Linked DNA regions of Homo sapiens: region 2 is linked to region 1. Evidence: chromatin loops called from intact Hi-C (ENCODE). Cell type or tissue: endothelial cell of umbilical vein. All regions are shown on one strand. Each heading gives the region's core, and the rest is flanking DNA. Links, peaks and the distances in the headings are about the cores only.

What was found. Hi-C counts contacts between places; a loop is a spot of excess contacts. Peaks named below come from ENCODE experiments on the same cell type or tissue, not always from the same donor. Only the 100,000 strongest peaks of a DNase experiment are listed, where the experiment ranks them.
Region 2: it touches region 1 in a loop (4-fold over the local background); 11 of 110 quality-filtered maps call a loop at or near these places.

The regions. Positions count from the first base shown.
Region 1 is chr2:227,817,184-227,819,985 of GRCh38, forward strand. CCL20 (C-C motif chemokine ligand 20) reads left to right here. Exons shown (of 4, transcript NM_004591.3): 4 at 1-373. Among named protein-coding and RNA genes, the nearest start is that of CCL20, 4.7 kb to the left of the region's middle. RefSeq lists an enhancer at 596-1,795. In endothelial cell of umbilical vein, for the core only: no CTCF peak of the experiment used is centred there; a DNase peak (open chromatin) is centred at 1,188; H3K27ac peaks cover 2,500 bases.
Region 2 is chr2:227,883,305-227,886,106 of GRCh38, forward strand. DAW1 (dynein assembly factor with WD repeats 1) reads left to right here. Exons shown (of 13, transcript NM_178821.3): 2 at 2,047-2,119. Among named protein-coding and RNA genes, the nearest start is that of DAW1, 13 kb to the left of the region's middle. In endothelial cell of umbilical vein, for the core only: a CTCF peak has its summit at 1,303 (motif pointing left); a DNase peak (open chromatin) is centred at 1,287.

The DNA.
Region 1 (2,802 bases), core at 25-2,524:
CTTATCTAATTTGTGCCTCACTGGACTTGTCCAATTAATGAAGTTGATTCATATTGCATCATAGTTTGCTTTGTTTAAGCATCACATTAAAGTTAAACTGTATTTTATGTTATTTATAGCTGTAGGTTTTCTGTGTTTAGCTATTTAATACTAATTTTCCATAAGCTATTTTGGTTTAGTGCAAAGTATAAAATTATATTTGGGGGGGAATAAGATTATATGGACTTTCTTGCAAGCAACAAGCTATTTTTTAAAAAAAACTATTTAACATTCTTTTGTTTATATTGTTTTGTCTCCTAAATTGTTGTAATTGCATTATAAAATAAGAAAAATATTAATAAGACAAATATTGAAAATAAAGAAACAAAAAGTTCTTCTGTTGATTGAGTTTTATATCATTTTTATGATGTGTATTGAAACCATTTCCAGGCACAGAAAATATAAGAATTTTCTGAGAAATTATATCCTCCACTTACTTCTAGTTGTTCCCTTTATCTCGGCCCCTCATGGCCCTGGACTTGATTTTACATGAATTATAATGGAACAGTTGTTCTTTTTTTTCTTTAATTCAAAGTCGTCCAGATTAAAAGTTGAAAAAGATCCTATATCTGAGATTCATAACCCAATGTTTATTGATTTAAGAAAACTGTTTAAAATAAGAAACCATGCCCACACACCTTTTGACTACAGGGACACAACAACCATTTAGAATATACCTTCAGGCATCACTTCTTCCATCCTTCTGTCACCAGCCAGGATCTCAGCATACGAACATTTCTCCATTTAAAAGTCCTCCCGAGTCATCTTTAAGCAGTTTCCGAAAGGAAAATGACTATTCAGAGAGTTCTTAGTGGCTGCCTTGCTAACCAGCGGGGAGCCCCCAGACGTGTGAAACCTGGTAAGAGCCCAGCAATCAGGATGAAAAGACTCTGAACCAGTAGTTACTATCACTACATTCATGCATCAAGGTTCACAGAGTGCCTCGGATTCCAAAGGACACACAGGATCACTGGAGGCAGGCATGCTGATGATATGATGCAAAATCAAGACACATAAACCCATAAAGTAGGGCAGTGGTGGGTCACTTGATGTGGAGCCAAAAAAGAGTAAGTGGCTCAATAGTCCCCAAGGGCGTCTGCATCCTCAGGAACAGCAACATTGAATCATCAGGGAAAGTATGCTCAACATCCTGTGTGTTGATTCATCATCACACATAGGTTCAGTATGTGCTGGGCACCGTGCCAAGTGCTAGAGAGAAGAAGTGACTTAAAACTTAATAACTTGCTGCTAGATATTTAAGGCTGAGCAATGTGGCGAGAGGCAGGAATGAGTAAAGCAGCTCTTACAACACTTGGTGGTAAGCACTTTAATAATGAAATCATTGGGCATCATTCGTGAGGGCTTCCAGAAGAAGTACTATGCAGTTGAATCACATTAAGTAGCCAATATTTGATGTCATTGACCTGAGAAGATGACAATTTCACAAGATTCAGCCCAATACTTGTGGTATGAAGAATCAGTAGGAAGTAGCTAGTTGGAAAAGGGACAGCAGGAAGTGTTTGGAAATATCTGCGGGCATGTGTAGTTGTCACAATGTCTGAGGGTGAGTACAACAAGCATTCAGAGGGTAGGAGCCAGGGTTGCTAAACTCACTAGAATGCAACGGATGGTTCTGCACAATGAAGAATTGTCCCACCCCAAACGCCAATCGCGCCACCCTTGAGCAATACCGGATGAAGAGGAGTATATGCAAGTGGGGCAGGGGTGGAGTAGCTGCAGATTAAGTTAAACTGTTATCTCAACTACGTGTGGTGGTTTGGGCTTGACCATGGAGCCCTTGGGAAACCACTGTAAAGGTCAAAATACATGTTGTCTCTGCACGGCAGAGGAAAGGGAGGTGGGGTGGATGGAAAGCAGAGGTACCAGAGACAGCTGCAATGAGGAGGCTGAGAAATGGTGAACTTCAGTCACAGCCACGGCAAAAAAAAAAAAAAAAAAAAAAAGGCAGAAGAGGTGGGATTGTGAAGCCTGGGACTTATCCCAGACACCCCTTCTCTCCTCCCCATCAGTCACTGTTGGAACAGCACAGTCAAAGCAAGGCATTTTCAGGGGGCAGCAGATTTGTCTCATTGCTGGAAGGCCTCAGCAGGTAAGGCTTGTAGAGTCAGGAAAGGAGAAAATTTTGTTAGCACTCTGAAGCTGTCTGAATCTTTTGAGGCCAGGACTACTAATAAGTATTAAGTGAGTTTCTGAAGACTGAAATCTCCAGGCTGGAATGCCAATTTATTAATCAACAACGAAAGCATCCAAGCGTCAAGTATGCGGACACAAGCACATGGCTAGATTAGGGAAGCAAGCTACCTGAGCAGTCAAATTGGAATCACAAAGCTGGTTTGTTAAGGCTGGGATCAGAGAGCAGGGCCTCAGCTATGTAATTTGAATATTTAATGCTCTAGTTTTCACTGGATTAAATATGATCTTAGATTAGGGATGCCACTCCCAATTCACAGCTCTCTCTCTCTCTCTTTTTTTTTTTTCATTTTGGAAAAAAAGCCTATTTACTTTTTAATTGAAGTATAATTTATATGCAGTAAGATACACAAATCTTTTTTTTTTTTTTTTTTTTTTTTTTTGAGATGGAGTCTTGCTCTGTCACCCCGGCTGAAGTGCAGTGGCATGATCTCGGCTCACTGCACTGCACCTTCTGCCTCCTGGGTTTAAGCAATTCTCCTGCCTCAGCTTCCTGAGTAGCTGGGATTACAGGCGTCCACCACCACACCTGGCTAACTTTTGTATTTTTAG
Region 2 (2,802 bases), core at 55-2,554, 66 kb after region 1:
AATTGGTAGTGAAAATGGTAAATGTTACTTTCTGATATTGTGTGATGAAATATGTCAACAGTTACAATATATGCATAACTTAGTAGATCAGTATTTTTCAAATGTCCAGTGCATGATTATGCATGGACCATGCATGAATAAAAGATCCATCAAAAGTGTGAAATAGACCAATGAGGTTTAATGCAAGTATATGGAAAATTCACTAATATGGTTTCAGATTCTATATTGCAACTAATTTTAAGAAGTTACCATTTGTTGAGTTTTAATATCAAAAAATGTTCACAATGATATAAAAAGGCAATTATAATACTCCTTCATTTTTCAACTATGTATCAGTGTCTGACTACATTCTTTTCTTATACTTTGTCTAAAACATTTAGCAGAAGCTTGAATGCAGAAGCAGAGATGAGAATCCATTGTCTTAAGCCAGATATTAGAGATTTGTTAAAGTATAAAACAGTGCTACTCTTCTTACTCTTTTTAGGGGCAAGAAAATATAGTTATTTTTACAAAAACTTTATAAAAATAACATGCTATGAATTACTGTTGTTTTAAAACAACTTAATAAATATTTAAAAAATTTCTCAATTTTAGTTTTTAATATGGAAAAAAACCAAAAACTCTTTGGTGTCCTAAATAATTTTTAAGAGTGTAAGGTGATCCTGAAGCCAAATTTTTGAGATGTACTAGTTTATATCCACAGGCAGAGGCAGTAGAGTAAGGTGGTTAGGAGGCTCTGTCCAGTTTTTATTAGCGCTGGGCTGTTCGGATGGAATATATTCTATGGATCCATCTTCAAGTTCACAGATTCTATTCTCTGTCATCTCTACTTTTGAACTCGCTTAGCAAGTTTTTTATTTTCATTATCATATTTTTCAATTCTATAATCCTCATTTGGTTTAATAAATATTTTCTGGGATTTTCCATTTTTTCATTTGTTTCAAGTGAAATTGTAAATGATTATTGAAGGATTTTTATAATATCTTCTTTAAAGTCCTTGTCAGATGATTCCAACCTCTGATTCATCTTGGTATTGGTGTTTGTTGATTGTCCTTGGTATAATAGGTGATTTTTAAAAAATTGTATCCTAGACGTTTTGATTATTACGGGGATCCTTGATCCTATCTAAACCTTCTAATTTGGCGAAATCTGCTTAGATTTGTCATATGTGCTCTTGGGCTACTTTTGCGGGCGTTGGTTACAATGGTGTCTGTAGTTTCCTAGGCTCTTGCAATGTTACTGTCCTTTGTTTTTTCGGGTACTGCTAAGGCTCCTGCTCAGTCACTGCTGGCGCCACCTGCAGGGCGCAGAAGGTACTTCCCTAGTAGGCCTGCTGTCACTGAGTGGCCTTCCTGGTCACTTCCCGGCCTGATTATGCTGCTGGCTGGAAGGCAGGGAAACGCAGGGCTTTGCTGAGGCTGCCTCAGTGCCTGGTTGTGGAATGAGGTCTGAGACATCCCTGGATGTCACCGTTGCCCCTTTTGCAAGTGGATAGGACTGTCCACCAATGGCCTGGCTGTGGAGTGGGGTCTGGGAGGTCCCAGGACTTTGTTGATGGGGCTGCAGCCAGATCCAACTGCCTGCTGGGGCCCAGAATGTGCACTGGGAACTGGAACAGCCCCAAGCTTCCACTGGGGGATCAGACTGCTTGCAGGGGCCCCATTTGTGGGTCAGGGAATAGGGCCCTCTTGTCCTAGTTTTGGGGTGTGGAATGCGGTGATAAAAAGAAAATCCGGGAATCTCACCATGTAGTCGTTCCTCAAGCCCTGAAACCTATAGCCAGTCTACCTTCTTCCATCCAACTTTCTATTATTTTTTCATTGTCTATTGGACAATTTCAAGGGTATTTAGTTATATTTAGAGGGAAGGACCAGGGAAAAGTTTGTCTACATGATCTTGTTTTGGAACTAGATATCACTGCTTATTTTTTGTTAAAAAATTAAAAATTTTAAAAATAAAAATGGAAAAAACTGTGGCAAGGTAGGTTAACTTTTGACATAGGTGGTTATCGTAAGTGTTTTATAACATGTTTGTTTATTTCTATAGGAATTATGTTGGAATATGAAAAACATGGAGAATTAAAGACTAAGTCCATAGATTTGCTTGATCTTGGTCCCAGGTAAGTAAGCTGTAGGATTCAACAAATAAATGTTCACTGGGAAGCCTTGACACAGAGTGATGTGTGGATGAGCTGCATAAACTGCAGATAATACATTATGTTTTAAAAATTGTTCTTCTGTGGTGTGTTAGTTTCTGTTTGTTTCAGGGAGTTGTATCTGAGGGTCTTGCTGAATGAAGAGGAAGTGGGAAAAGGGTTATCACTCTTTTCTTTTTTTTCTAAGGTCTTAAAAAAATAAACCTTTTAGTTTATGATTTTAGAAAGGCCGTGAAGGTAGAGTTTCCACACCCCGATTCCCCTGATGTTAACATCTCAGATTAGCGGTGTACATTTATTAGGATTAATGAACCAGTATGATACATAATTATTAGCTAAGGCCCACTTTATTCAGTTTTTCTTAGTTTTTCCCTAATTCCTTTCTTCTGTTCCAGGATTCCATCCAGAATCCTACATGACATTTAGCCATCATGTGTCCTTAAGCTTCCTTAAGCTGCGACCGTTTCTCAGACTTCCCTTATTTTTGCTGACCTTAATTTCTTTCTTTTTCTTTCCTTTTTTTTTTTTTTTTGAGACAGAGTTTCACTCTTGTTGCCCAGTCTGGAGTGCAGTGGCTCGATCTCGGCTCATTGCATCCTCCGCCTCCTGAGTTCAAGCGATTCTCTGTGCCCAACCAGTGACCTTTA